2 separate regions of the Homo sapiens genome follow, and region 1 is linked to region 2. Evidence: chromatin loops called from intact Hi-C (ENCODE). Cell type or tissue: heart left ventricle. All regions are shown on one strand. Links, peaks and the distances in the headings refer to the core of each region. The heading gives the core; the rest is flanking DNA. Region 1 has its middle 67 kb from the start of STK39. Region 2 overlaps STK39 (serine/threonine kinase 39).

Region 1 (15,782 bases), core at 2,955-10,954, 170 kb before region 2:
ATGTACATGGACACAGAAGCCTTGCAAATATGAGACTCAGAGAAGGGCCAGATTATTGAGGCTTAAATACCCTCTTCATATTGTCACCGCCTTCATAATATTGTGACAGAGAAATCTGACATAGCCGACCCCATCTTGCTTCTAACCTCCAAGCTGTTCTTATTCATTCCTGGGCGTAGATCAAACTAACTTGGGGAGGGATTTAGTTTTTAGTTTAACCTTAAAGCAAGGATGATAATAGCCCTTCCCAAAACTGCCCCCTTCTTGTTTGGGGACCAAAACCACCTTTATAAAACCAATGAAAGGCTACAAGACTAGGATTATGGGAATGGCCTGAACTCTGCTAAAATACGGGTGTAGTTAAAGGATAATCAGCCATTGTTGCCAGAGGTCACAAGATTTGTAACCTCCCCAACTGTTTCTGTAGATAGCATCACTATTTTAAAACCTAAAATTGGTGTTTGAGGTATTTTTCAGACACTGCATTCTGATGGAACAGCTTTTGCCACCCATACTGGTAACCCATACCAAGAAACTGGCTTATTTGGTCTTCTGATCCCACCCAGGAATTGATTCAGTACAAGAAGACAGCTTCAGCCTCCTATGATTCCATCCCCAACCCAACCAATCATCATTTCCTACCCCCTAGACCCCTACCCACCAAACTATCCTTGAAAAACCCTAGCCTCTGAATTTTCAGGGAAGCCGATTTGGATAATAAACTTCTGTCTTCCACATGGCTGACCCTCCATTAAACTCTTTCTCTGCAGCAATATTGCTTCTTCAGTAAATTTGACTCTATCTGTCTGTGCAGCAGGCAAAAAGAACCCATTGGGTAATTACAATAGAAGAGAGAGAAAAGAGGGAAATGTGGCAATTTTAAAAGGTAATAAATAACTTTTAGAAAGAATGAATGGACTCAAGAGGCAGATGTTGTCTTGGAAATGATTCTTCTAATAAACTAAATGAGACTGGCAAGTTATGGGAAGGTGGGGGGCAGAACTGCACTGTGAACAAAGGGTGTCTTATTATATAGATAAAGTCTCCCAGATAATCTTTCAAACCTTCTCTTAGAAAAATAAATGAAAAGTCTGCCAGGGTGTGTGGACAACTGTTATTAATAGTTTCTTCTCTTCTCTGGTGGTGAATTTTTCCTGGTTATTTGACAAGATTACTAGGGAGAGGGTCTTAAGACAATTGCATTTCTTTTGGAAAGAAATTTCCTTAGATTAAAAAAATTCCAGAGAGATCCCCTCCCTGTGCTTGGGGTGGGGGAGGAAACGAGAAGATTAGAAAGTTTTTTGATTCTAAGGCAGCTTCTAAGGCCTTCCAATTTCTTTTCATTCAAAGTAGTCAGCATGCCAAAGCTTCAAACTTTGAGGTATGCTCTCTCTACCACAATATAGGTGATAACAGAACAGCACTGGCACTGGTTTCTTTTCCTTCTAGAAGGGAAAATGGGTGACTCCAAGAACACTGGGATTGACAGATTGTCCTTTGAAGATATCAGACCTTCTTGCAAGGTCTCAATTTGTATTCATTCTTTCTATGCAGTTTTGCAAAAGAGAACATAAGTTTGTTAACTTTGTGAATTAATTCCAATAATGTTAACTTGAGTTGTTTTCTTTTTCCTATTTAAGAAATAATTTGAATTTCTTTCTCCCTCCAAATCTTTTTGTATACATCATTCTCATCTGCTTTTCCCTTGAGACATGGCCATCTCTGATGACAAACAGTCCTGTAATAAATCCTGTGTTGATCATCAAATAGGAGGATTCAGAGAGACTCTTACTGGGCCAGGTGTCAACTTGCTGCATTCCAGCAGCCTGAGAATCATAATTCCAGTTTGTGAAGTTAAAACTTGACAGTGACATTGTGAAATCTAGTTTTACTAATGACTGTATTGGTGATTCATTTGGTTCCTTGCATTCATGTGCCCTGCTTTGCAAATGCAAATGTACTTTTCATAACAATATGCTTACATCTTTCTTTAATATTAATAAGAAGGCACCTGGTCCCTTTCCCTGTCTCTACCTTTCAATTACCATAACAATCATTCTAACTTAGACCACATTTTTTTTTTTTGAGATAGAGTCCTGCTCTGTTGCCCAGGCTGGAGTACAGTGGCACAATCTCTGCTCATGGCAACCTCCATCTCCCAGGTTCAAGCGATTCTCCTGCCTCTGCCTCCCGAGTAGCTGGGACTACAGGCACACGCCACCACACCCAGCTAATAATTGTATTTTTAGTAGACATGGGGTTTCACCATGTTGGCCAGTCTGGTCTTAAACTCCTGACCTCAGGTGATCCACCCACCTTGGTCTCACAAAGTGCTGGGATTACAAGCATAAGCCACTGCGCCTAGGCTTCAGACCATTTTTGTTTTTCCCTGTGTACTGCCCCCACCAGCATGTCCCATATATTCCCTCTTACATACGCTCATCAAATTAATCTTCCTAAATTGAAGCTCTGTCATATTTTCCTTGCTTAGAAACCTTCAGCTACTCTCTCTTGCCTGATATACTTACACTGGTATCTGCGTAATTGAGCTTTAACCAATTTTTCCAATATTATCCCCAGCACACTCCCCCAAAACTTTTACTGACTTCAGCCAAAGGAAACACACTAGAGCTTTCCACATCCTCATTTTTGCTCATACTGCCTGAAACAGGGGTCAGCAAACTATGTCCAGTGGGATTTGATCTGCAGACTGTTTTTGTACAATCCATAGGCTATGAATGGTTTTTACCTGTTTAAAAGATGAAGAAAGTGGAAGAGGTAGAAGAGGAGCAAAATAAGAATATGCAACAGAGACTGAATGTGAGCCATAAACCTTAAAATATTTATTATCTGGCTCTTTACAGAAAAAGTTTGCCAATACCTGGCCTAGAAAACACCCTTCCCTCTCCTAGTGCTTCCATTAAAATTGCATTTACTATTGTAGGCCTATGCTAAACACAGCCTCACACCATCCTCCTTCTACTCAGCTGCCTAAATGTCTCCTTTCTTCAAACCCCTTGGGGCCTTTTTGGGCTCTTTTAGACCTCTTACCTTTCTCTGTTGTGCTATAATTATATGTGTAAGTTTTTATTAAGTGAAAGCTCTCTGAGGATAAAGACTGTTTCTCGTATTTAAAAAAATATCTTCCAGTATTGTAGCATCTAGTAAAGTAAGTTATAGACCAAATAAACTTGGTAAATATTTGTAATTGAATTCAGTTAGGGTCAAATATAAGCCATTCCCTGGGTTCCTAAAAATGAGTACGAGTTTTCTTTTTCCCTGGGCCTCAGTTTGTGTTACTCCAAAGATCACCATTCACTGAACCAAGGAGACCCAGGATACAACATGAGGGTGAGCCTGGAATTGAATGAAACCACAGGTACTGCTTGAGATCTGGCCAAATGAAGAACAAATGCAAGTTGTCAATATAAATTATAGCAACTCCTAGAAATGTCACTACTTACTCCAAAATGCTGTTGTGTTTCTGAGTTTACTACTGTAGAGGCAGAAAGGTGTGATACCTTCCTCACCCGTCATAAGGGTCAAGGCCAACACTCCTATAAGAAAGACAGGTTAACAAGAGAGAAGCATAACAAACATATTTAATTAATGTTTTACATGACATGGGAACCTTCCGAAATGAAGACCCAAAGACCCAGGGAAAACTGTCTGTTTTTATACATAGGTTTGATGAAGGATGGACAGCCTTGTAGAAATGTGGTTGGAGAGAAGGGTGTGATCTAATGGTAACAGACTGAGAGGGGAAACCCAGAAAGGCCTGTCCAGATTCATCTTGGCCTCTCTGTGTAGCATTCCTTCCTCCTGGGTAGGGGGCAGAAGCCCTCTGGAATGAGGGTCTTCAATAGAGAAAGGAGGGGCTGGCTGCTGTAGCTCATGCCTGTAATCCCAGCACTTTGGGAGGCCCAGACGGGCGGATCACTTGAGGTCAGGAGTTTAAGACCAGCCAGGAAAACATAGGAAAACCCTGTGTCTACTAAAAATACCAAAAGTAGCCAGGCATGGTGGCATGTGCCTGTAATCCCAGCTACTCAGGATGCTGAGGCAGGAGAATTGCTTGAGCCCAGAAGGCGGAGGTTACAGTGAGCTGAGACAGCGCCACTGCACTTCTGCCTGAGTGACAGAGAAAGACTCTGTCTCAAAAAATAATAATAATAATAAATAAAATAATGAAAAAAGAGAGAGAGAGAGAAAGGAGAAGGGAGAGAGTGACCTTTCTAAGCTTTATGGCTTGCTCTGGGGGAGGAGAATTCTGGTTTCTATATCCTACAATGGGGAAGAGGAATCTGGTTCCTATGTCTCGCTTCCAGGAAGAAAGAGGGGTGGAAAACAGGAGGATGACAGAAGATCAAAGATACCTTGTTTCTGAGGTCCTTCCAGTATCCTTCAGTTCAAAGTACTCAGCATGCCAAGGTGCCACACTTTGGGGGTATCATGCTGTGAGCCCTGATGCTGTTTAATAACAAGGTAAAGGATTTGCTACACTTGATGTAAGTGATTGATTTAGATAACTCCTTGAATTTTATGTTGGAATTTGGAAGTTTAAGTCATGGATTTATAAGGATCAAAAGTTTACCAAACCAGGTACTCCATGAAGTATACTCTATTAGACAGTAAATTATAAAAGCATTTGGTAGGAGTTATGGCATAATTTGATAATATACAAAGCCAGAATATACAAGTGGGAATCTGAGGTTACGTGACTGACAAGTTGTTAAAGAGATGTGAATGGGGCTGACTTTCCAAGCTAGCATAAGTTTGGTCATTCATTGGATTCAGTGCATGTCAGTCATTTCTGCTCAACCAGTAAGTATAGGAAGCATCCTTCAGCTAGAAAACAAACATAGTGAGTGGTCCAAAGAGGGACATGGACTTTGAAATAAGAAAAAAGAAGCTGACATGTTTCAGACAGATTTCAGGGAAGGCAACATGGTAATTAATATGAAGATCTAATCTCATGTTAGTGACAAATCCATCAAGGACACTACATACACACAACCAAGATGTGAGATCCAAAGATAATATGTTAGGAAAACATGTCATTTAGGCAGAAGGGGAGCTTATATTATAGTTGAGGAGGAAGAAAATTGTTGAAGCCAGAAATATAGTGCCCAATTTCAGGTCTAAGGAGTGAAACAATGCCGTCATCAGATAATAGCATCAGAAGTTAGAAGGTTGGCAAGATCTTGATAGTTAGAGGGTGAGGCAGGACAAGATAAGTGGATACGGATGAGGGCTATGCTGGTATGAGGGTGTCAAACATATGGTGTCACCTCCACAGGAAAGAATTTGCAGACAAAAATCATTACTGCTATGGTTTTAATGTCCCCACTAAAACTCAAGTTGAAATTTAATTGGCATTGTAACAGTATTGAGAGGTGAGACCTTTGAGAGGTGGTTAGGTCATGAGGGTTCTGCCCTCGTGAAAGGATTAATACTATTATTGCAGGAGTGGGTTACATATCATAGAAATGGGCTCCTGATAAAGGGATAAGTGTAGCCCCCCATCACACTCCCTGTCTTCCATGTGCTCGCTTGCCCTTCCACCATGTTATGAGGCAGCAAGAAAGCCCTCACTGGATGGAGACCATTCATCTTGGACTTCCTATCCTCCAGAACTGGGAGTCTAATAAACTTCTTTTCTTTATAAATTACCCAGTCTGTGATATTCAATTATAGTAGCAGACTGTTTTCAGACTAATACAATTACAAAATGGGGATCTTCTAGTGAAATTGCATCCAGACACTAGACTAGGCCTCTAGAACTTCAGACACAAATAATATTTTCCAAGGTAACCACAATATCATTGTCATGCCTAAAAAGATGAACAATTATTACTTAATATTATCTAATACCCAGTCTATAGTCTAACTCTCTCCATTGTCTTTAATAAAAAGCAAATTCTTCACATATTTCTTATGGTGACATATTTCAGAGACTGTAATGGAGCCTAATGTTTATTGATTTTATGTTCCATCTCTGAGGGCTGCAAATAAATATTTTCAGAATCCCATGGTGACAGAAGCAGTAACATGATGTCATATCTGAGATTCTGGCAAGGGCAGTAGCTGGACTGAAGTAATGTTTAATGGAAATGCAAGGGAGAAACAGGGCCAAAACTACATCAGGATGAGTAGTCAACTATCTACAGAGGGCTGCCTTCAGGGTAAAAAAGATCCTCCTCTTATAAACTTCCTCCTACAACTCCTCCACCTATCCCATCTGTTAAACCCTCTTTATTACGCGGCTTGAGCAAGGACAGCCACTTTGAGCAGCAGAAGGTCCAAATTTGGCTACTCTGGCTGGCACTTGGCAATGTGGTTTCTTTTCTCACCCTGTGATCTGCTCTCCTGCCTTCCTGTTCTAAGGACAAGTTCATGTTCTAAGCATGATCCATTTGCTTCTGGGCTCACCCTTTACTCCTCTACTCTGACATTCTGACTCCTTCTCATTTTTCCTCACACAGTTCCACTTCCTCTGGCTTAATTCCAGATACATCTGATTTTGAGATCTCCACCTCTTTCTTCATTGTGTATACCTCCTGCTCCTTAATAAGTGTCCCTGTGGTTCCCACACTCCTACAGTTGAAAGACCTTAGTGTATGCTTCCAACTACCTCAATGCCTCTTGAGACCCTTGTCATAAGCTAGTCATGCACAGTGGGTCTTGCTCCACTGAGATTCTTTAGAGATTTGCATGCTCCCAAGATAAATCTCTGGGTATTGCTCCACCCCCTCTACAACTATGACCTTCATCACTCCATGTGTGTTATGACATTTTTGAGCATTGCTCAGCCCATGGAATTATCAAGGACTATAAACAAGGCTCTATCCACAAAGATAAAATAGGAATCAAACCACCAAAAAGGCATGCGGAGGACGTAAGTGGACTTGACTTTGGGGTACATTTTTTTGTTTCTAGAATAAAGAAGTACATTCAGTTTGAACAACGTAAAAACTTCACAAAGTCAGAGAGACCCAGAATTACAGGCTCACTATCTTCATACCATTTCAGCTGTGGGAGGGGCCCTATCAGCTCTCCAGGGCCCACTTCAACACTATAGGAGAAAATTCTTATTGGGCCACATTTACATACTCCTGTGTTCTGTTTCTTACTATATCATTGGGCTTACTTGAGGTTTCAATGCAATAGGCTTGATCAGAGCCTACCATATAGCTTCTATGATCACATCTATTTTACAGACAAAGCAAAAATAATTTAAGAAACTTGCATGAAAGACATAGCAACTATACAGCTAGAGAGGTCATTTGAACACAGACAGCCTAACTTCACAGTCCATCCTCATGACATTCCTTAAAATGGCTCTTCGGTTACTGGATGGTATAGCACATTAGCTTATTTGTACCTATTAATCAGAAATAGAGATTTGATTAGCTGCCTTGAAAAATGAAAGAACAAGTACATTTTGGTAGAAAGAATCTATAAGAGGAGCGTTGCCATGGAATGCCTTCAGTGATGGGGGAGAAAGGGATCTGTATGCCAAATTAAAGCATGTAAAGGAAGATACTGAGTAGCAACTTCACAAATTTGCCTAGAGCCACATCCAGGATGGAAAAGGAAAGGCAGCCAAGATAGTGGGTGGGAAAGGATTCATCTAACAGATAAGCACACAACTTATAACTCACTTTCAAGCTGAGATTCACTATAGACCTATAACATATAACTTTATTGGCAGTTCTAATAACCCTTCTATGGTAGCCAGACTCCAAGAAAACCAAAGATCCCCACCTCCTGGTATTCATACCCCTTGTGTGGTCAGTCCACTCCCACACTGAACAGGGCTTACTTGCATAACCAAAAGAATGTTGCAAAATGACAGAGCATGACTTCCGAGACTAGGTCATAAAACACATTATGTCTTCTAACTTGCTCTTGTGGATCACTTGCTCTAGAGGAAGCTTGCTACATGTGGTGAGGATGCTCATGAATGAAGTTTCCTGCCAATTACCAGAAAACACTGAGGCCTCCTGCCTAGAGCCACATGAGTCTGCCATCTTGAGGCTGATCCTAGAGCCCCACTCAAGCCTTCAGATGACGGCAGCCCAACACCTTGACTACAATGTCATGATGTACCTTGAGCTAGAACCACCCAGCTAAGCCACTCCTGAATTCCTGACCCACACAAACTATGAGATAGTAAATGTTTGTGTTTTAAGCTGCTAAATATGGGGTATTTTTGTTATGTAGCAATAAAAACTAACTTCTTTGTTTCTGCATTCATTCATTTGATCCAACAAATGAATATGGAGCTCTTTTGCCTCAGTTGCAAAGCAAGGTACACAGTACTAATATGCATGGATAGAAAGAAACAGCTGTATCCCAGACTTAATGGGCACATGCAGGCAACTCACAGCCTTAGTTGAGGTAGGGCCCCTATTTCCAAAGAAGCTACATTTAAGACACTACTACCAGATAAATGAGGAATACCCTATTTTTAAAATATTTTAGGAAAAGAGATTGTACTAATTATCAGGGAATTGTTTTCATACCTCATTCCTTCATTTAGGAAGCTTATTTTACCCCTTAGGCAAAATTCTTGCTATTATTTGAGTTCCTTTATTCCTATCACTTCTTTGGTGAAGACAGGAAACATACTGTAAAAGAAATCCATCACTGACTTCAAATTACCCACCTCAGTGTCTAAGTAGTTAATTTTTAAAGGGCACAGATCCCACTGTGCTAAGTACAATAGAAATAAATAATGTATATCTATGTGTTTCTCATGCACTTGTCCTTACCCATATTGTATGGATGAAAGATTTAATCGATCTTATTTTGGACTTAGAGACCAAGCCAGTCACGCACTGTTATTAACTTTTGGAACAAATATACTTCCTTCAGTGCATAATTCTTTTTAATATTCAAACTCACAGGAGAAAACTCCTAAGGCATCGGCCTGAATTTCATAGCACTTGTTTACTCACATATCCCCTTGGTACATTTCTGATATATGACTTTCCTTCTTCAGTAGCAGGCATTTTAAATTAAACATGATTTTGCATGATACTTTTCTAGACTATATATAGACTTGCATAGGCTTTGTATTCTTGAATAAATTATTGTTACACTCGTGACAAATCTCTCAAACCGCTATATTAGAGAGTCTGGGGGAAAATATCATATTCTTTTTTAAGTTAGCTGTAAGTTTTCATCGGAGTGGAAAATACTTCATTGTACAAACCACTAACTAAATTTAAATTGTAATTCTTTTCAAACATGTTCTTCCAGACTCGGTTTTTAAAGTATGTTTACTAAAACCCAGGTATGTCAATTGTTTATTAAAAGACCTTTTTATTACAAGTTGTACAAATTAGACTTCCTAAATATGTTATTTTCCAAATGAAATATCTTAGCCTTTTTATCACAGAATCAAAAACGAATCATTTTTCTTTCCAGATTCACTTCAATTACCTCAAAATTATATTTGGCCATTGGATTTATTTCTGAGTGGTCAGACATTCAAAAAATAATTTTAGAGAATGTGTGCCCAGTGAGTGTCAGAGAAGAAAAACGAATCTTTGGCACCTAACTTTAGTTCTTGTGGCAGAGAATACAATTGTCCAATATGAGTGTGCTTCTAAAAATAACTGTGGGTAAAACTGTGGCTCTGTGGTAAATTAAAGTATCTCCTATAAAGATGATTGAGCTTTATATATATATTTAGCTTTTGGGATGAGACAAAAACCAGAGTCTGTTGGATAAGACTATTAACCAAACTCAGTCCTGTTTTAGTTGAAGGCAAGTTATCAAAGAGATAGTCTGAAGAAACCAAGTGAGTTCACATTTATTTTTAATTTTCAATTTCTATACACAGTAAGGTCTTCTTTTTAAGGGCAAAAAAAGCACATTTCATAAATGAATCAATTCATGGAACAGCTCTGTGAGACAGGTCATGTTGACAGAAAGATGGGTTAAGGAGGGGTGGAGTGTGGAGACTGTCTCTCTGCACTCAAAATTCAGTGTGTGTTAATTTTGGAGAGAAATTATTTATGTTACCACTGCAAATGTTTAACTTATAAAAGCCACACTGTGGAAGGGGGAATGGCTGATGGGTTAGGCTCATCCAGCAAAAATATCTGGTTCTCAAGTTTATAGCAAGCTTTTGTTTTGATAAAAGAACAAAAACACATCTTTTTAGTTTTTTTAAAAAATGCCAGATGGAGTGTTTTGCTTTGTTTTGTTTTTTTAAAGAGGAGTCTATTAAACTGACATTTAAACTCAGAGTTCAGGAAAAAAGATTCATTCTAGAAATGAAGTTTGGTTAATTTCTTTCTTAAGGAATAATTAAGGCCAATACTCTATCTGCCCAATACAGTAGTTACTAGCCACATGTGCTATTTAAATTTAAATTATTTAAAATTAAGTAAAATTGAAATTACTTAAAATTAAGTAAAATTTAATTTTCAGTTTCCCAGTTACATGTGCCACATTTCAAGTGTTCAACACATGTGGCTAGTGGCTACCATATTAAACAGCACAGATAAAGAACATAGGCAGCTGTAGTCTAATAGCTCACCCCGGAGCTTTTGTATAAATAGCCCACATTTAGAAATACTCCAGGAGGCAGAAAAAGCTGGCAGAATAGAAGCCTATGCCCTTTGTCTCCTCTGCAGGAACACCACATTTTAACAACTATCTGCACACAGAAAAGCACTGTCACAAGAGCCAAAAATCAGGTGAGAAATCATAGTACCTGGTTTTAATATCATATCACCAAAAGAGGCATTAAAGAGAGTTGGAGAGACAGTCTTGAATCACCAACACCACCCCTCCCCCATCCCTGGGCAGCAGCTGTGCAGGGTGGAGAGTCTGTGCACTTGGAGGACTTTACATTGAACTCACTGCTGCCCTGTCATAGAGGAAAACAAAACCATGCTGGGTTCAGCCAGCACCTGATCAAGGATGGGACATTTGGACCAGACCTAGCCAGAGGGGAATTGCCCATCTGGTGGTCAGAACTTGAGTTTCTTGGCAAGCCTTGCCACCGCAGGCCAAAGTGCTCTTGGGTCTTAGGTAAACTTGAAAGACAGTCTAGGACATGAGGCCTGCAATTCCTAAGCAACTCCTAGTGTTGAGCTGGGCTCAGAGAAGAGGACTAGGGTGACCTGGTACCTCACCAGCTGGAACAGCTAAAAGAGTGCTTGTGCCACTCTTTCTTCAACCCTAAGCAGTGCAGCTCACAGCAATGAAAGTGACTCCTTCCTTTTGCTTAAGGGGAGGAAATAAAAGAGTAAACAGGACTTCATCTTGTATCTTGGATACTAGCTCAGCCACAGTAAGATAGAGCACTGGGCAGAGTTATGAGGTATCCCCCCATTCCAGACCCTGGATCATGGACATTTATAGACACACTCTGGGAACCCACTGGAAAAATGGGAACCCCTTGCCTTGAAGGGAAGGACTCAGTCCTGGAAGGATTAATCACCTGCTGACTAAAGAGCCCTTGGGTCCTGAATAACCAGCAGCAACACCCAAGTAGTACACTGTGGGCCTTGGGCTTTGAGAATGTGCTGAGTTCAGGTGTGACGTGGCACATTTCCAGGTGTGACAGCTACAGTGAAAAACTCCTTTAGACTCCTTCCATTTGAGAAAAGCAGAGGGAAAGTAAAAGGGACTTTGTCTTGTACCTTGGGTACCAGCACAGCCACAGTGGGGTAGAGCAACAAGCAGGCTCTTGCAGTCCTCGAGTCCAGGCCTAGGCTCTTGGATAGCATTTTAGGGCCTGCCCAGGGCATGAGGGTAGCCTACTACCCTGAAGGATGAGTCCTGGTCCTCGTAGCATTCACTACAAACTGACTGAAGAGCCCTTGGGCTTTAAGTGAACATCTGCAGTGGTGTGGGAGAATACACCCCTCACCTCTGGGCCTGTGGTGGCAGTGGCCACAGGGAGATGCTCCTCTGCCTGTGGAAAGGGGAAGGAAGAGCAAGAAGGATTTTCTCTTCTGGTTTGAGTGCCAGCTTAGCTGCAGTAAAAAAGAACATCAGGCAAAATCCTAAGGTTTTTTACTCCAATCTCTGGCTCTCAGACAACAGCTCTGGACCTGCCCAGGGCCTTGAGGAACTTGTTGCCTTTAAGGGAAGGGCACAAACCTGGCTGGCTTTACCACCTGCTGATTACAGAGCCCTGGGGCCTTGAGTGAACTTAGGTGGTAGCCAGGCAGTGGTTACAGTGGGCCTTGGGTAACCTCGGTGCTGTGCTGGCTTCAGGTCTGACAAAGTACAGTCCCAGCAGTGGTGGCAACAGGGGTGCTTATATCACCACACCTACGGTTTCAAGTGGCTCAGCACAGAGATAGAGAAAGAGAGAGACTCCATTTGTTTGGGAAAGAGTCAGGGAAGAAAACAAAAGTCTCTGCATGGTAATCCAGATTATTCTTCTGAATTTTATCCAAGGTCACCAATGTGGTACCTCTGTGAGTCTGCAGGAACCATAGTGTTATTGGGGTTGGGGACCAAGTTGCTCTGAGTACCTGGAAAGCCTTGCCAAGAAGACAGACACAAACAAGCCCAGACTGTGAAGACTTCAATAAATACCTAACTGACACTTAAAAACATCCACAAGCATCAAGACCATCCAGGAAAATAGGACCTCACCAAACAAACTAAATAAGCCACCAGGGACAAATTCTGGAGAACCGAAGATATATGGCCTTTCAGAGAGTTCAAAATTTCTATTTTGGAGAAATACAATGAAATTCAAGATGACACAGAGAAGGAATTCAGAATTCTATCAGATAAATTTCACAAAGAGATTAAAATAATTGAAAAGAATCAAGCAGAAATTCTGGAGCTGAAAAATGCAACTGACATACTGAAGAATGCATCAGGTCTCTTAATAGCAGAATTGATCAAGAAGAAGAAAGAATTAGTGAGCTTGAAGGCAGACCATTTGAAAATACACAGTCAGAGGAGACAAAAGAAAAAAAGAATAAAAAAGAATGAAGCATGCCTACTAGGTCTAGAAAATAGCCTCAAAAGGACAAATCTAAGAGTTGTTGGGCTTAAAGAGGAGGTAGAGAAAGAGGAAGGGATAGAAAGTTTATTCAAAGGAATAATATCAAAGAATTTCCCAAACCTAGAGAAAGATATCAACATTCAAGTGCAAGAAGGTTATAAAACACCATTTGACCCAAAGAAGATTACCTCAAGGCATTTAAGAATCAAACTCCCAAAGTCAAGGATAAAGAAAGGATCCTAAAAGCAGCAAGAGAAAAGAATCAACATACAATGGAGCTCCAATACATCTGGCATCAGACTTTTCAGTGAAAACTTTATAGGCCAGGAAAGAGTGACATAATATACTTAAAGCACTAAAGAAAAAAACCTTTTATCCTAGAATAGTATATCTGGTGAAAATATCCTTCAAACATGAAGGAGAAATGAAGACCTTGCCAGACAAACAGAACCTGAAGGATTTCATCAAAACCAGAACTATCCTATAAGAAATGGTAAAGGGAGGTCTTCAATGTGAAAAAAAAGAAATGTCAATGAGCAATAAGAAATCATCTGGGTAAGGCACAGTGGCTCATACCTGTAATCCCAATACTTTGGGAGGCCAAGGTGGGTGGATTGCTTGAGAACAGGAGTTTGAAACCAGCCTGGGCAGCATGACAAAACCCGATCTCTTCAAGAAATACAAAAATTAGCTGGGTGTGGTGGTGTGTGCCTGTGGTCCCTGCTACTCAAGAGGCTGAGGTGGGAAGATCACTTAAGCCCAGCAGGTCAAGGCTGCAGTGAACTATAATCACACCACTGCACTCAAGCCTGGGTGACAGAGTAAGACCCTGTCTCAAAACAAGCAAACAAACAAAATCTGAAGGTACAAAACATACCGGTAATATTAAGCTTAAAGAAAAATACAGGCCAAGCATGGTGGCTTATGCCTATAATCCCAGCACTTTGGCACGTCAAGGCGGGTAGATCACAAGGTCAGGAGATCAAGACCATCCTGGCTAACACGGTGAAACCCTGTCTCTACTAAAAATACAAAAAATTAGCTGGGCATGGTGGCACATGCCTGTACTCCCAGCTACTCGAGAGGCAGGAGAACTGCTTAACCTAGGAGGCAGAGGTTGCAGTGAGCTGAGATCATGCCACTGCACTCCAGCCTTGGCAACAGAGCAAGACTCTGTCTCAAAAAAAAAAAAGAAAAAAAGAAAGAAAGTTAAAAAGAAAAATACAGAATATTATAATACTGTACTTGTGTATAAACTACTCCTAAGTAGAAAGACTAAATGATGAACGAATAAAAAATAATAACTACAACAACTTTTCAAGACATAATAAGACCTAAAGAGAAACAGCAAAGAACTAAAACGTCGGGGGATGAAGTTAAAGTACTGAGTTTCTGCTTTGTTTTGTTTTGGTTTTTGCTTATTTGTTTATACAATAAATGTTAAGCTGCCATCAGTTTAAAATAATGGGTTATAAGATAGTATTTGCAAGTCTCATGGTAACCTCTAACTGAAAACCATACAATGGATACACACACACAGAAAAAGCAAGAAGTTAAATCCTATCACCAGAGAACATCACCTTCACAAGAAGGAAGGGAAGAAGGAAGAAAAGACCACAAAACAATCAGAAAACAAATAACAAAATGACAAAAGTAGGTCCCTACTTATCAATAATAACATTGAATGTAAATGGACTAAACTCTCCAACTAAAAGGCACAGAGTAGCTGAATGAATGAGAAAAAGACCCCATGATCTGTTGCCTACAAGAAACACACTTCACCTATAAAGATAAACATAGACTGAAAATAAAGGGATGAAAAAAAATATTCCATGTCAATAGAAACCAAAAAAAGAGGCAGGAGTAGCTATACTTATATCAGATAAAATAGATTTCAAAAACAAAACAGTAAGAAGAGACAAAGAAGGCCATTATAATGATAAAGGGGTCAACCCAGCAAGAGGATATAACAATTGTAAATATGCATGCACTCAGCACTGGAGTTCCCAGATATATAAAGCAAATATTATTAGAGCTGAAGAAATACACCTCAATACGATAATAGTTGGAGACTTTAACACCCCATTTTCAGCATTAGACAGCTCTTTCAGACAGAAAAAATCAACAAAGAAACATCAGACTTAATATGCACTATAGAACAAATAGACCTAATAGATATTTACAGAATATTTCAGCCAATAGTTATAGAATACACATTCTTCTCCTCAGGCACATGGATTATTCTCAAGAATAGACCATATATTAGGTCACAAAACAAGTCTTAAAACATTCAAAAAATTGAAATAATATCAAGCCTCTTCTCTGGCCACAATGGAATGAAACTAGAAATCAACAACAAGAGGAATTTTGTAAACTATATGAACACATGGGAATTAAACAATATGCTCCTGAATGACCAGTGGGTCAATGAAGAAATTAAGAAGGAAATGGAAAAATTTCTTGAAACAAACAATAATGGAAACACAATATACTAAAGCCTATAGGATACAGCAAAAGCAGTGCTAAGAGAAAGATTTATAGCTCTAAGCACCTACATCAAAAAAGAGGAAATTTAAATAAGCAACCTAATGGTGCATATTAAAGAACTAGAAAAGCAAGAGCAAACAAAACCAAAAATTAGGTGAAAAAAATAATAAAGATCAGAGTAGAAATAAATGAATTTGAAATGAAGAAACAATATAAAAGATCAATGAAACAAAAAGCTGTTTTTTTGAAAAGATAAACAAAATTGACAAATCTTTAGCCAGACTAACAAAGAAAAAACAAA
Region 2 (15,782 bases), core at 5,099-13,098:
TCATATTGTAACCCCCCCCCACCCCATATTTTGTATTCCCTGCCCTGCTCTGTTTTCTTTATTGTACACATCAGCGTACTCTCTATCAGTGGCTCTCTCAAGGTGTGCTCCTAGAGCAGCAGCAGCAGCATAAACTTGATAAAAATGCAAACTCTTGTGTTCTCCTACCCTAGACCTTCTGAATCGGAAACTCTAGAGGTAGGGCCCAGCAATCTGTGTTTTAAGAAGCCCTCTAAGGGTTCTGAAGCAGGCTGAAGTCTGAGAACTACTACTATGTATTATATTTTGTAATTTTGCTTTTATCTGTATTTACCTCTCCCCCTTACTCCTGCCCCAACTTAAAAGTCAGCTCCGTGAGAGCAGGGGTTTCTGGTCTACAGTCCCAGTACTTAGAACTGGAAGTGGCACTTAGTAAGATCTTGGCAAATAGTTGTCAAATGAATTAATAAACATCTGACTATATAGTAAATTTAGATTAAAAGAATATTGAGCAATAGTTCAGTGACTCTTTAATGTTAGGAGTTTTCAGTGTGAGGTTTTCTTTTATCACAGATTTGGAAATCTGCAGATTCTTTGAAGATTCAACTAATCCTTCTGAAAACTTTGTAAAACAATGGTGTGCATTGTTTCCTTAAATACTTGTAGCAACTGGAGTTGTGTTATTTTAATCTTCTCCCATAGGGATCATATTTTTAACATGTACAGATGGGCTATTGTGGCTTAATGGAAGCTTCTGATAGTAGTGCTGGTTGAGTGAAGATTTGTTTAAAAAAGATCACCTGCAGGTATATGAATATTGCATTGGAAATTTAGACTTATTAATATTTGATCTAAGTTGTTCATGCCTGTCTCTGCGGATATGGCCGGCCAGGAGCCCTCGCTGACTTTAGAAGCTTGCCTTTGGCTTGGGAAACAATAATACCTGTATAATATACTTACCTGGTGCTCTCCTTACAGCAACTCTGTCAGTTCAGCACAATAGTTCCTTCAGATGAAGCATCTGAGGACTGCTGAGCAATTGTGGACTTGTTTAAGGTCATTCTGAAAGTCATAAAAGCACTTCACTCTCAAATCTCCTCAGACTTCACTTTTGCTTCTTGCCATTAGGTTTCACCCCTACCCCACCAATATACTTCTTAACTCTATGCCTTTTGACGGTTGAGGAGCGCCGGGGCTCAGTTCCTTCCGTTGTAAAGTAAGGAAGATTGACAAGATGTTCTCCAAGGACCTATCTTGCATCAAAATGTTCAAATAACCCTTCATTAGCTGCAGTCACTTAAAGACATTCTCAGTACTGTTTTGAAGAATTCAAATCAGAGGATTGTCTTGGGTGTAGAGAGGAGAGTAAGCCAAGCCTCTGTCCTGTGGCTGCTTTTACCAGAGCATCTTTAAAAATAGTCCTCCCACCCCACATTGGGGATCCAGGGAAGAATGGATATGTGGTGTGGGAATTATCTGTGTTTTTCCTTTGTTCAGTGTAATTATCTTATTTAATAGAAAGTTGACCACTAGTGAACTCTTGAAAAAGCTGTCTCTTGGCCTGGAACCTTCAGCACATCTGGGCTGGGACTCCTGCTCCAGCCTTCCCTTCTGTTGCTGCTCCAGGTGTGACCAGTGACTCTACTTCTTACTGAAAATTCACCTGCTTTGGGGCAAGGGTTCTGTAGCTCTGACATAGATGGGCAGATTATCTGTGGTTTGCCATTTTGTTCAACTGGTCCTCTCCACTGCTGTGGCTAATTGACTGTATCAGTCAACTGAACTTTGAGCCAAATATAATTGGCATTGACCACCACTTATTCTTTTTGTCCCTTTTAAGCCTGTGGTGTCTTGATTGAGAGAATGGCTGAGGAATTGGGGAGGGAGTAGCAGCTTCTGTGTTTTTACCAAGAATCCTGTTGAATTTTTTTTTTTTTTTTTTGAGACCGAGTCTCACTCTGTCGCCCAGGCTGGAGTGCAGTGGCGTGATCTCGGCTCACTGCAACCTCCACCTCCTGGGTTCAAGCGATTCTCCTGCGTCAGCCTCACGAGTAGCTGGGACTATAGGCACGTGCCACCACCACACCTGGCTAATTTTTTGTGTTTTTAGTAGAGATGGGGTTTCACCGTGTTAGCTAGGATGGTCTCGATCTCCTGACCTTGCAATCTGACTGCCTCGGCCTCCCAAAATGCTGGGATTACAGGAGTGAGCCACCGTCCCTGGCCTGAATTTTTCTTTCAATTTTTCTATCGTGAATTGATTTGATTCCTTGTAGAAGGTGCAAAGGATGTAGCCTATTTGAAGGAAACTGGTTGATGGCAATGTCAAGAGTCTACATATGAGACCCCAGTCATGGGAAGGCTTGCTTCTTTGTGTTTCTTTTATTTTAAAAGATGAAACTCTACCTTTATGGACTGTCTTATGATTTCTTCTTTTGTTGTCAGAAAAGGCTGTGAAACTGTCATTCTCTGATGTTTCAAAGAAGGTTATGACTACTGCTCCCTCATTAATAGATAGGGAAGATGGATTTGATAAGTGACTAGAGCATTTGATAAGTGACTCTCTAGGGCCTAGACTCAGGAAATACTGTAGGATTATGTTTTTTTGACTGTGAATGACTTGGACACCATGCCATGGTTGGGGCCCATGGCATATAGAGCCAAACAAGGCCATTGAGCACCATTTGCTTTCAAGAAGGAATAAATAGAAATGAAAACCAGGAGCCTGATGTGGGGTGAGGGGAAGGGATTGGGTGGGAGTGAGGGTGTCAGAAGAACCTCTTTGGTTCTACATGGTTCCTCTTGGGGTACCAGGTTCTCTCCCAAGCAAGATGGGTGGTGTGTCCCAATATGTAGTGGTGTGTGAATAACTGATTACTAATAGTAAAGTGCCAACATATTTATTGACTTGCTTAAAAGGTAAGCAGATTCAAGGTTATCACTCTAATAATATGATATCAGGTTGGTGCAAAGGTAATGTGGTTATTGCCATTGCTTTTAATTTAAAACCGCAATTACCTTTGCACCAACCTGATATCACCCTTACACAATTCATTAGAGGTTTTCACAAATGAGAGAGAAAGGAGTAGTGCCACATAAATCTGTGCAAAGAATCATGTTTACCTATAGCCTCTCTCCCAGTACCATCACACCTGCAGTGAGCAACTGTTACTGATAAACTGTTAGTAAGTATTGTGATTATAAATTATTTTCATGCACTTAACAAAGATTTCATAAAAATCTGTGTATTCCCAAAGAGGTGTGCCATGTATATGAATTTATTCTACTGCACATATGAGACATAGTTGAGAATCGCTGGGTTAGACAATTCTGTGTGGGATATGATTTATGTTTTTAGAATTGCCCTTGGACTAACTGTGTCATAAGATACATGAACATGCACACTTAACTACTTTTTTCCTGCTACGCTTCCTCGACTGCCATGGTTCTCTTCATCTGAGAGGTGAAAGAGGAACCTGTGGAGTTGGCTGTGCATTGAGATCTTCCAGTCCCACTGAATCACGCCATAGTGCCTGCTAGGAGGACAGTAATCTAGAGTAGTGCTTCTCTTCTTCGATGTGCGTTCAAGTCAGCTGGGGATCTTGCTGCAATGCAGATTCTGATTCAGTAGGTCTAGAGTGGGACTCAAGATTCTGCATTTAAAGCCTCACAGGTAATGCTGGTCTGGTTTATGGACCCCACTTTGAATTACAAGGGTCTAGACTAGGATGTCGAACTTACTTCTGTTTCCTATTTTCCTAGAAGTGTGCTATTTTCTTTGGTGTAGGTTTATGTAAATATAGCCCCAGCAGCAACTACTGGCAAAAAAGCGAATTAGATTCTTCTTGCAGTATGTTTTCTTCCCCCTTGAGATGCCTCTGCATTTACTTATTTTAATTTGTGCTTCTGGCATGAAAAGCCATGCTTGATACTGGAGCTGTTTTAAAATCCAAAATTGCACTGTGTGCTAAACGGTTTTCTTGCTAATTTTTTACCAAGTCCTTTTGGGGATTGCAGTGACTTTGGCCTCTGATGCAATGGTTAACCCTTAGCAGTCAGGAAGTGTGAATCAGTGTGGCTAGACTGAGGAAAGGCAGGAGACTGTAAGAGTTAAGAAGGCTTTGGGTACAAATAACAGAGTACTGGTCTGAAAGGAGATTAAGCAGCAGAAACGTTAATTATCTCACGTAGCAAGAAGTCTGGGCATTTGGTTTCATAGTTGGTGCAGGGGACCTAGAGATGTCACAGAGGTCATGGACTCTTTCCTTCTTCCACTTCTGCACTGCCAGTGGGGATTGGGCAGCACCTGCCAGCATGGGCTGTATCACTCCCATACATCACATCTTCATGGGCTGTCATCACTGCCAGCATCACCTCTTCACATGACCATTCTCAAACAGGAAGGAGAATGGGGAGCAAAGGAGCCCTGTAGGATGGTTATTTTATTCAGGAGAAAAACTTCACTGCAAGGGCCTGTACTGTATTACTACCTTTGGATCTTACAGGTCAGGACTAGGGCAGAGCCACAGACCATTCACTGGTGAAAAAGAACCATATGCCATTATTGGCTTATATCAATAAGGTGAATCTCCCAAGGCCTGGCAAACAAAATCAAGATTCTGGTAGGAAAGAACAGGATATGGATGTTGGGTAGTCAGCCAACAGTGTGTGCTCCAAGAACTGATACTGAGAAGTTATCATATTCTAAGCTCCTCATGGTAAAGCTTGAGGACCTGTTGCTCAAAGAAGGAAACGAGCAGGGAGTGTCATTGGGACTTAACATTCAGGCCTGTTCAATTTTAAAGCACCTCTTTGGAGCGGAAACATGGCTCCTTTGTATGCACTGTGTCTTCCCTTGCAGCCTGTCTTCTTTCTGTTAGTTTTAGGGATTATTGATGGCAGACTTACTAGAATCAGGATCCCACAGTATGCCTCTGAATAGGGGCCACATATGTTACATCACACACGTTGCTATCTGGCCTCTTTGGCCGTGGGTGTGCTGGAATACCACTATAATAATAGAAGGAAAACTACTCCTATGTGCAAAGTGGCATTATTTCAAGAAGGAAGCCAGCTCAGTGAGTGTGGGTGGCTGCTGCTGCCGGTCTTGTTGCATCTTGACTTGTCCTGCTGAGCTTTCTGCTCTTCTTCTTGCTCTGAGCTATGCTGTGTTCTGCTGAGCACAGCGCAGGTGCCCAGAAGCGCAACGTCCACCTGGAAGACTTAAGTTATCCCTCTGCCTCCTTTGAGTCAGGACAGCAGAAAGCTTTCTCCTGCTTTGGATTGCAGGGTTTCCTAGTAGGTTGGAGGGAAGGGGTGGCCCTCCCAGTTTGCACTCAGAGTTGGCTTTCAGTGCCCAGAGGTCTGGTGACATTCTGATGATGGTCAGGCTCCAGGAAAAAAGTTGTGCCTATTTCCTCTATAAACAAAAAGAAAACAAACAGAAGTATTAGTATCCAAAGGCTGGATTTAATTATACATAAACTTAAAGCAGAAATGGTGATTTGGTCAGTTAAGGGAGCGAAAGCACTTTGCTAAAGTATACCATAATTGAATAAGCATTGCAATCAGAAGGAAACAATACTAGAATCCTGTTGGCTTCCATATAAATGCTGAATTATGGCCTAGGATGAGCTTTCTTGTTATTCTCAAATGCCCTGGAGGGAGAAGGATTTTGACCAGAGAGTGCTATGATCAGAAACTGCACTTTAGGAAGATTAATCTGGATGTAATAAGTAAGTCTGGATTGCAGTTGGAAGAGGCATGCCTCTGATTCTGTAACTGCTAACTGCTAAAGCCCTGACTTTCCCTGGTCTGTGTTTTTCTTCTTTCACCAAGAAAATCGGGTGAAAGGGCCCTGGGAATTAGCAGCAGAAGATGGTGCTTTTAGTGCTGAGTGTAGTATACTGGGCCCATTAGCATGTTTCTTGTATTTATGTTGTTTAGGTCATGTCATAGTCATTCTATTTTAGTTAATATATTCCCCCATGTTAGCTCTCACTGCAAGGCCAGGATTATGTCTAAATCAAAACTCTGTTAGCCTGTGGTATCTAAACCCACTCCGTGCATGTACACAATTGTGCACACCCATGTGTACCGGGCATAAGTAGGTGCTGCACCACTGACACACATCCTAGTACAAAAATAATATGAAAATAAGGAAATACATGGTTAAAAAAAATGCTCTCTTTAGTCTGTTCCCAACAGAATTAAGAAAATATTTGCTTCTGTTTTCTACTCATTATTATACAGTTTGCATAACTGAAGTCACAATGTACTTCTTTAATCATCCAACGTTGGTGGTATAACATTTTAAGGAAACCTGTGGGACTCGGGAAGGCCGGATGCTGGCAGCCCTGAAAATGTTCCCGGGTGTTTAGAAGAACATTTCAATTTTGTCAGTCAAGTCTTGAGAGTCTCTCATGAGAAAAAAACAACAACTGGGAATCAAACCAAATTATAAAGAGATAGGTTTTCATGATATAAATATGACATTTAGGATTAACCAGTGAACCTCAAACCAGTTTTTCTGTGTTGGGTAATCACAACTTGATCTTTACTCAGAGAAGAGCTTAGGAGTTGCGGAATCTTAACCCCATTATTGCATTTTGCATTTCCTTCTCAATAAAGAAAAATACACTGAACTTTCCGGAAGAGGAGACTAGGGCTAAGTGGCTGACTCCTTTCTGAAGGACTGTGAATTTTATTCAGACCTTCGATAACTTGCTGTGTGTTCCTTGGCAAGTCATCTAATCTTTTTATTCCTTCCTCTTTTCTTAATTCCAATATCTACTAAATCATCGTATTTTCTTAAGAATTGGTCTAATCCTCTCCATTTCCAACCTCTCTATTCATATACAGGCTCTGTTGATTTTGCTCCTGGGCTATGGTTGTGGTCTTCTCTGCTTCTAGTCTTTTTCCTTTCTTGAACATCCCTGCATGGTCACTTTTTCCAAATGTTGTTCTTCTCTAACGAGAGAGGGAACAACAGCTGTTAATTGAATCAGGTACAAATTCCCTTACCTGGTGCTCAGACTCTGTGGTTGGTTGGGCCCCTCAACAATCTCACCCAGTACTTCCCTGCTTTTAAAAATAATGGCCTCTGTGGAAAAGAAGCTGCTTGTAGGAAAGAACTCTCAGGGTCCCCTGAAGCTATGGGGGCTCCTATTGCTCCAGACTCCCACCCAGCCACTTAGGCATCAGTGTCTCTTTTAACTCATTGTAGCTACATTTTAGGAAGCTCTGAACTCTCAAACATTGATCCCGTTACTCTCTGATCAAAGAGAGTCAATGTTGTTCATGCACAACTCAGGTTCCTTTTCAAAGAGAATAGCAGATACTGTAGAAGTTTGAGGTAGGTGAGGCTTGGGTACTCACCCACAGCTTCCCTTACAGGTTTTAGAGAAATCAACTTTCAGACCAAATTTTGCCCTTCATTAGCAAGCAAGCCCCTAAACAGTTCTCACAATTTGTTCTGTAAGCTCAAGGAAATCCCAGTTCTTTTTCCTCATAGGTGAATGAAAAATTCATTAGAGGCAGACATGCCAAGATTCCAGATGCAGTTTTTGCTTTATCCTTATGCTTGCTACTAGGAATCCAACCATCCACAGAACTGGCTAGGGTATAGTCTACAGTTGGACTGGACTGGATTGTTTTATTCTGTTCATGCAAGAGTAAGGAGTATATCTAAAATATTTTAGCCACTCTCTGGTGCTAAGAACCTTTATTTTCAGCAGTGAAAGCCCATTTCTAACATGTATCATACCTCTCAACAGGTCACTGTTTTCCCTAATAATAACCCCTTTGGACAATCAGTCACCTGGCTTATGCTCATCTATATTTAGATTTGGATAATAGAAATACTTCCAGCAGCTGCCTCTGGCATCCTGAGTCGAGTGCTATCAGAACCCCCCCAGCACTGGACATTCTTGGTTAGAATGCCAGCTGACCACCTAGGTTGTGGTATCACAAACATAATATCACATGGCATATGTTGAAGTATTTTAGGTACATTTTAGACATCATAACCACACAGTTGGCAGACTTTAGTTTTGCGGACTAAATTAGGCAGGAGAAATCGCTTTTCTATTTTTTTAAAAATGAATTTGTTGCCAACTACAGTAAGAAAGGGAGCTTTTTCATAAAGATTCCAATGTTTGGCTTTTTTGGGAAAACTGGGATATCCAGCAATCCTGGGTCTACATTTCTCTATGGCAACTTTCTTCTGGTGCCAAGCAGCAGGGGCCTGCCTTGGACCTTGGTGGGAGGGTGCTGACAGTGGGCTCCAGGGCTTCACACAGGGCCCAGCACTCCTAAAGTCTCCCGTCACAGAGACTGAGCATCAAGGGCCCTTGTCACTGAGACTGTAGCTGTTGTTTTTCAGGACCCTCTTTTCTCCATTGTATTCCTGCCTGGCTGCTGTAGGTGTTTTGAGTTTTTGACCCTTGCAGCTGTCAGTTTTTCTTCTTGGCTCCACACTTGTGCTTTGCTCATGCCGTTTCTTTGTCTGGAATTTGTTTCCTGTTGGACTTGCTCATCCAAGTCTTCACCTCATCTTGAAGGCTGGCTCCAAGACCCACTTTGGAGATAGTCTTCTATGACCATTATGGTTATAGCTCCTCTGCTTCTACACAGACAATATAGTATTTGATTTTATACATCTTATCCTACTTAGGTGGGAATATTCTTTTTTTTTTTTTTCTGAGACGGGCTCACTCTGTTGCCTAGACTGGAGTGCAGTGGCATGATCATGGCTTACTGCGTCCTCGACCTCCTGGGCTCAAGCGATTCTCCCATTTCATCCTCCTGAGTAGCTGAAATTACAGTTGCATGCCACCGCACCCACCTAATGAACTATCATGCCCGACAAATATTGTTGAAGTCAAGAAACATGTCTTCTCCTATTTTATCTCTGCCACTGTAAAATATTTATGCTTATCCCCTCAGCCTGCTTGCCTTGCTTATGAAAAGGCAGTGAGTAGCTTATCGATCTACCTAACAGTTGTTATAAAGAATAGTCATACATGGTAAAAAAAAAAATGAGTCTTATAAATATGAAAGTAATATAGAAATTGAGGCTCGGCATGGTGGCTCATGCTTATAATTCCAGCACGTTGGGAGGCTGAGACAGGAGGATCGCTTGAGCTCAACAGTTTGAGAACACCTTGGGCAACATAGAGAGACCCCATATCTACAAAAAATAAAAATAAATTAGATGGGCATGGTAGCACATGCCTGTAGTCATAGCTGCTTGGGAGGCTGAGGTAGGAGGATCGCTTGAGCATGGGAGGTTGAGGCTGCAGTGAGCCATGATCATGCCACTATGTTCCACCTTGGGCGACAGAGCGAGACTCTGTTTCAAAAAAATAAAATAAATAAATAAAAATAGGCCTAAATAAGAAGCCCAATAAGGCCCAGAAAGTTTAAGTCCCTTTCGGGAGTCATACAGTTGGGTAATAGTCTAGCCTTAGGCCTAATCACTGTTAACACTCAGATCTTGCCCATTAGTCCTGTAATGTTTCCTAGTAGATCTGCCACTCTCCAAATCAGATAACCATACCTGCAGATCCTCCTCAAGGCTTAGTAGCATTCACACATCAAAACTAGACCATGACCAATGTTACTGAAATCAAATTACGCAAAGGTGATGAATGCACATCAAATTACTCACCAAGAGCCAGGGTGCCGGAGATGCTGTGTCATTAACAAGGTCATGCAGAAAGCCTTCTGCTGGTGCACCTGTTCAGCATGGAGGGTTGATGTACCTAGACGACAAAGCATCATGTGCAAGGGCAATGCTGGTGAGGCCAAGGAGGTGATGGGATCAGGGAATAAAAAGTAAGTCATTCAGTAGGCTGGAGCTTACTGTCTGAATCTGAGAGTAGTGATATAGGTTTACGTGTTATGCTGAAGGATTTTGACTTTTTCCTGAGGGGACAGGGAGCCTTGAAAGACTTTTTTTTTTTTTTGAGACAAAGTCTTGCTCTCTTGCCAGGCCAGAGTGGAGTGGCATGATCTCAGCTCACTGCAACCTCCGCCTCCTGGGTTCAAGCGATTCCCCCGCCTCAGCCTCCAGAGTTGCTGGGACTACAGGCGCGTGCCACCAGGCCCAGCTGATTTTTTGTATTTTTTTAGTAGAGATGGGGTTTCACCATGTTGGCCTGGATGGTCTTGAACTCCTGACCTCGTGATCCACTTGCATTGGCCTCCCAAAGTGCTGGGGTTACAGGCATGAGCCACCGCTCCTGTCCTGAAAGTCTTTTAAGGAGGGCTCAGGCCTGTGACATAGAAAGGCCTGGTTGCTGGAGCCTGGATCTGGGGAAAGAAGGGAGATGGGAACTTAGGAGGCTGCTGCAGAAATCTTAGCAAGAAGTAGTGGTGGATTAAATGAAGGCAGTGGCTGTGGAGGAGCAAAGAAGTGGATGGATTCAGAAGGTCTTAGACCCTTTTTGTTATTAGGATGACAGCATTATTTGTTGTTGTTGTTGTTTTTCTTAAAGCAGCATTTACCCATATCCTCCAGTTATTCCTGGAGGCAGGGAGATGGACTGGCTAACTTTATGTGTAGCCTTTGATTCTGTGTTTCTAGAGAAATGTCTGTGGTTTTGTACCCAAGTGAATCTGGCTGCATTCCCTTTGGCTGTATAGATGTACCCCTTAGGAAACAAGGACAGCTTTTCACTGTTACAGTTCTGCCACCTTGTTCTAACTGTCATATGCAAGCTATCTCAATATAATATACCAATTTTTTGTGTATATAACATAAGCACACTATGTACTTTGCTCAAAATGTTCTGTTACTGAGTACATATAATCTGTATACACATCAGCCGTACATAGGAGCAAATTGTATATTTCTTCTGTAGTCATAGAGGGAGTAGATATTAGGATTGTTGTTTTCTGCTCCTGAAATTTTTGTTCTGAGTTTTAAAGACATTTAGCCATCTGTTTATGACTTTAAAGTGAGTGTTCAAAGTGGAGGCTCTGAATGTATGTATCATTACAGATATATTGAAAGGGTATTGTCAATAATAAATGGCTACTATACATCTTTTTCGGCTGTTTTCTAACTTTTTAAAATGTGTAATGTAAGCAGGTAGTATTTTTAAGGAAGTGGAAATATATCTAATGTTAACTATGGATTTTTACCTGGATTATGTCTTTTAGGAAGAGACTTTAGGGTGCAGAGTTGCTTCAATTGCATTTAAAATAATCAATTTTTCCTTAAAGCAGCTTTTACCTGTATCCTTAATTTATAGATGATATGTATTTATTTCATATTATATTATAAAATCATTTTAATAAAAATGAAATGTTGGATTCATCGTTGAACTTCTTTTTAGAAATATAAATTAAGTTGAAATTAGTAGCTTTCAAAGTTTTATCATATATATTTTTTCCAGCAGATATAGTAGATGCTTACAAATATTTTAATTCACCTAACTCTTCTCTAAGAGAATGAATTGTATCTTCTCCCACCCACAGGAGACTGACTGGTTCCAGAGATTTCTTTTCACAAGACTTCAGTTTTCTGGCTGCAGTATAAGAATTAAAAGGGCTTTAGAGTTGGAAACATATATGCATATTAAGTTATTTAGCAGTTTAAACATATATACTTTTATTCAATATGAACATGAGAGTAGCAGTTGGAACAAAGACTCCATTTGTCAATTTTCATTCCTTTTATTTGTAGTTGAAATCCTGTTGGGAGTATGAGTAAATTTAAATATAAATAAAATGCAACATTCAATGTATTTCTACTCAGGAAACCAGTTACAATGTTATTAAGTTACAATTGCATAAACTAACCTTATAGGCCTACAGCAAATGCTAATACATTTTGACCTTGGTTTGTACTTGAGGGTGTTTTTTGGTAATTGCTGTCACCCTGACAGCCAACAAGGGGGACTCGCAAAGGAAAAGCGTATGAGAGCGATTTGCAGGGGCTCAGACTGCACATTGCGCTGTGGTGTTTTGATGTGTTGCCTACCTGTTTTTATTACTACCCACCAGCTCGCTATCAAGTAGTCCTTGACCTGGCTATCATTGATAGGTACACTAGTCTTGAGTAATTGGTACTTTAACTTATCAACTACTTTTAACCACTGTGTAAAAATGAAAGCAAGAATAGTACGTTAATAATTGCCAGGCATTCCCTTCTGTACTGTACATACAAATAGAATTTTTACACATGTGCCTGTATGTATATATAGGTTGAGTATCCCTAAATCAGAATATGTGAAATCTCAAATGTTCCAAATTCTGAAACTTTTTGAATGTGAGGTGACATTCAAAGGAAATGTTCACGGGTACATTTCAGATTTCTGGTTTTCGAATGAGGGGTACTTAACTAGTTTAGTATATAATGCAAGTATTTTAAAATGAGAAAAAATCCAAAATCTAAAACATTTCTGGTCGCAAGCATTTCCGGATGCTCAATCTGTACAGTATGCCTAATTAATTCATCTTCTTATAAAATTAACTTCTATATATAATGAGTTAAAGTTAAGAAAAATATTATTTACTTGTACAATCCATTGCCTCTGTACTTATGAAAATTGTCCAGAAAATCAGTCTTTGCTGACTAAGCTTTTTTGCATATGGACATACTCGGGCATGTTGGCTTTATATATCTTATCTTTATATACCTCAGCTAAAAGCTAACACCCTTTATATTTAATTTGGTATGCTAAGCTTTTGGACCGGCAGGCTTGTGGCCCATTACCAGCGATGGTATTCTCCAAGGTGTAGGGGATAGCAGAGGGCAGGTCTTCCTTTTTTTTCCTGAGAGAGCACCGTAGACATGTTTGGAATAGTTCATCACCACTGTAAAGCTCACAAAGAAGAGACATGCTCAAAAAATCACAATTTATAAGCAATAATGTCTTACATAAAATAAAGGTGATTTTTTTTTCCCTTTCAGATTTTGGGGTAAGTGCGTTCCTAGCAACAGGGGGTGATGTTACCCGAAATAAAGTAAGAAAAACATTCGTTGGCACCCCATGTTGGATGGCTCCTGAAGTCATGGAACAGGTAAAAAAACAAAAAAAGTGACTTTTTGATGGACATAGTACAATCGTACAGATCATTAATATGCTAACATTTCATTTGTATCTAGCATTTTAGTAGAATGCATAATGTAACTAAGATTTAATTCTCAATTGCTAGCTAATTAGCAAACTAACGTGAAAGTTATACATCAACAGCTGTGGATTTCTGACATGACATGGACTTGATGATGTGTAACATGCCTGCTGTATGATTGTGTTTTTTTCCTGCTTTCTTTCTTAGGTGAGAGGCTATGACTTCAAGGCTGACATGTGGAGTTTTGGAATAACTGCCATTGAATTAGCAACAGGAGCAGCGCCTTATCACAAATATCCTCCCATGAAAGTAATTACAATTGGAAATACTACATCGGGGTTGAAATGTGATTGGACGGAATCTGTTTTCTAATTCTCTTCAACATCTTCATTCTTCTCTTAGACCCGAGGAGAATTAATGGAGGAACGCAGCCAAGTTGAACATTGTCTGATTTTCTCAGTGGACAGAATAGGACAAAAGTAGCATAATTCCCAGCTTTGAAGCTTGCTTTATAGTCTCAGCACAGAGTTAAGAAAATAATGTTATCAGATTGGTTGATGGAGGTTGATAGCTATGACAAATGCTGGTCATTACTCTTTTGATAGCAGAACAACGCCAGGTTCCCAGAGAATATCTCAAAATAGATTATAGTGATGTCATCTCTGCAAATGGGTTTCCCAGATTTTCAGAGCTTTTTTTTTTCTTTCTTTTTAAGTGGACTACAACATTTTTACCCCTGCTCTTATAGTGTAATGTTGGCAACTGATCTGATATAAGTGAGCCACAGTGTTTTTAGGATGCTATTTTCACGTTTCTGCTCTTCTTTTAACTGGTTTATACCTCATTATTTCTCTTAGTTCTGAGATAGTGGTATCAGGGCTTATTTACCCAACTGGATTTTGTTTTGAGGCTGAAATAGTTTAGTGAAATTATAATGCTATTTTACATAGAGTATGGTCTATGATTGTTTCATGGTTACTGGAAAAATTTGGGAGGATTTATTTTAAAAACCCAAGAATAAAAAGTGAGTTTTACTGATTAAAAGAAGTAGTATACTCATATTGTAGAAAGTTTGGATGTGCAACTCAGACTAAAGAAGAAAAACAATCATCCGTAATCTCATCAACCAGACAATCTCTACTAAGGTTTCAGTGTAATTCATTTTATTGTTTTTATATATATATATATAAATTTTTTTTAACATAGTTAGGATTTTAGTGTATTTGTGTGTGTGTGGGTACATATACCGGATTTTGCTAGCAGAAAATTTAAAATTGAAGCGTAAACAATTGAAGTGACCTCTTGGAGAAAAAGCACTGAAGTAATGCTGAAGGATTTTTTCTTTTATTCAGTTTTTCTTTCTTCATTTTCTTTCTTTTGCCTCTTCTCAGTGTTTCCCACCTGAATTCAAAGTCGCACTTGCTTGTCCCAGCCTGACGTCCTCTAGGACTTTTCTTCAGAGTTCCCAGTCTCCCGCTTTCTCCTGTGGGCTATTATCCTCCACAAACAATAAGCCGTCACTTTCACGCTTCATCTATTCACACATCTGAAAGTGTTTGAAAAGAGGCTTGACATGTATAGCATTTGCATAAATTAAGGCTGAATTATGCATTAATGAGTTTTATTGATTGTACAGGCTAGTAGTTTTCTACACTTTCCACTTTTTTTTTAAAGCAAATACTTTTGAAGTTAGTATGAAAGAGTGGAATTTTTACCGTTTTGATTTAAAGTTGTATTTTATTTTGTTTTGTCCCCCTCCGAAAGCAGCAAGGACTTTGGATTTGATGACAGTTTTTAGCAACTCAGTTATATTCTGGCTATCCTTCAGTGTCCTGCTCTCTCAGCTTTGCCAAGCCTTTTAGCAATTTTCTGTATGTTTTCTCATTTTTTTAAAGGAAATCATGTTACCTCCTGGGATGTTGTGGTTTTATTTTTAGGGCTAGTAATGTGTTACAGAAGCCTTGAGTACAGGCAGTTCCTTACTTATGAATGACCTGTATACATGAACAGTCACTGCCTCGCTGGCCCTCTCTCTTCTCCTCCACCCGCTTTCCCAACTAGCCTGTGCTGGAGCTACGTGCTCCTCAAGGCAGTACACGAGCCAGTTCCCAGAAAGCTCTGTCCGGGATCATTCTTAACACATAGAGCAAGTTTTGTAAGTTCTGTCAATGGAATAACAAAAAGGTTAAAGGGGGCATGAACACATTTGCAGTGGTAATGAATACTTTAAATACACAATTTCTGCAAAGTTAAAATCATGGGAAAGCACTTTGTATCTAATCAAGGATGGTTTTTTACACTTTTATGAAAAATTCAAAACTAGATTGTAGCAATTGCTATACTGAGATTCTGTCTTCATGTTTGTTTCTGCTGCAGGTGTTAATGTTGACTTTGCAAAATGATCCACCCACTTTGGAAACAGGGGTAGAGGATAAAGAAATGATGAAAAAGTACGGCAAGTCCTTTAGAAAATTACTTTCACTGTGTCTTCAGAAAGATCCTTCCAAAAGGTAAGTGAAACTTAGTGGATGAGTTAATGACCTGGTTTGAGCCATGACAAAGCTTTGTTTGTAGATGGGGAAAGGCTTTGTGAGGACACTGGAAAGGTATTTCTTGTCTGGGAAACCCTGCTGTGGTCCCCAGATTTCCAACCTGTTAGTGAAAGACGGTGTGGGTCCAAGAGGGAAAGAAGTGGGTGAAGAACGAAGGAGAGGCAGAGG

What was found. Hi-C counts contacts between places; a loop is a spot of excess contacts. Peaks named below come from ENCODE experiments on the same cell type or tissue, not always from the same donor. Only the 100,000 strongest peaks of a DNase experiment are listed, where the experiment ranks them.
Region 1: it touches region 2 in a loop (2.1-fold over the local background); 15 of 110 quality-filtered maps call a loop at or near these places.

The regions. Positions count from the first base shown.
Region 1 is chr2:168,306,515-168,322,296 of GRCh38, reverse strand. No RefSeq gene overlaps it. Among named protein-coding and RNA genes, the nearest start is that of STK39, 67 kb to the right of the region's middle. In heart left ventricle, for the core only: no CTCF peak of the experiment used is centred there; no DNase peak of the experiment used is centred there; H3K27ac peaks cover 594 bases.
Region 2 is chr2:168,137,878-168,153,659 of GRCh38, reverse strand. STK39 (serine/threonine kinase 39) reads left to right here. Exons shown (of 18, transcript NM_013233.3): 6 at 12,902-13,011; 7 at 13,270-13,371; 8 at 15,439-15,572. Among named protein-coding and RNA genes, the nearest start is that of STK39, 100 kb to the left of the region's middle. In heart left ventricle, for the core only: no CTCF peak of the experiment used is centred there; no DNase peak of the experiment used is centred there; H3K27ac peaks cover 1,409 bases.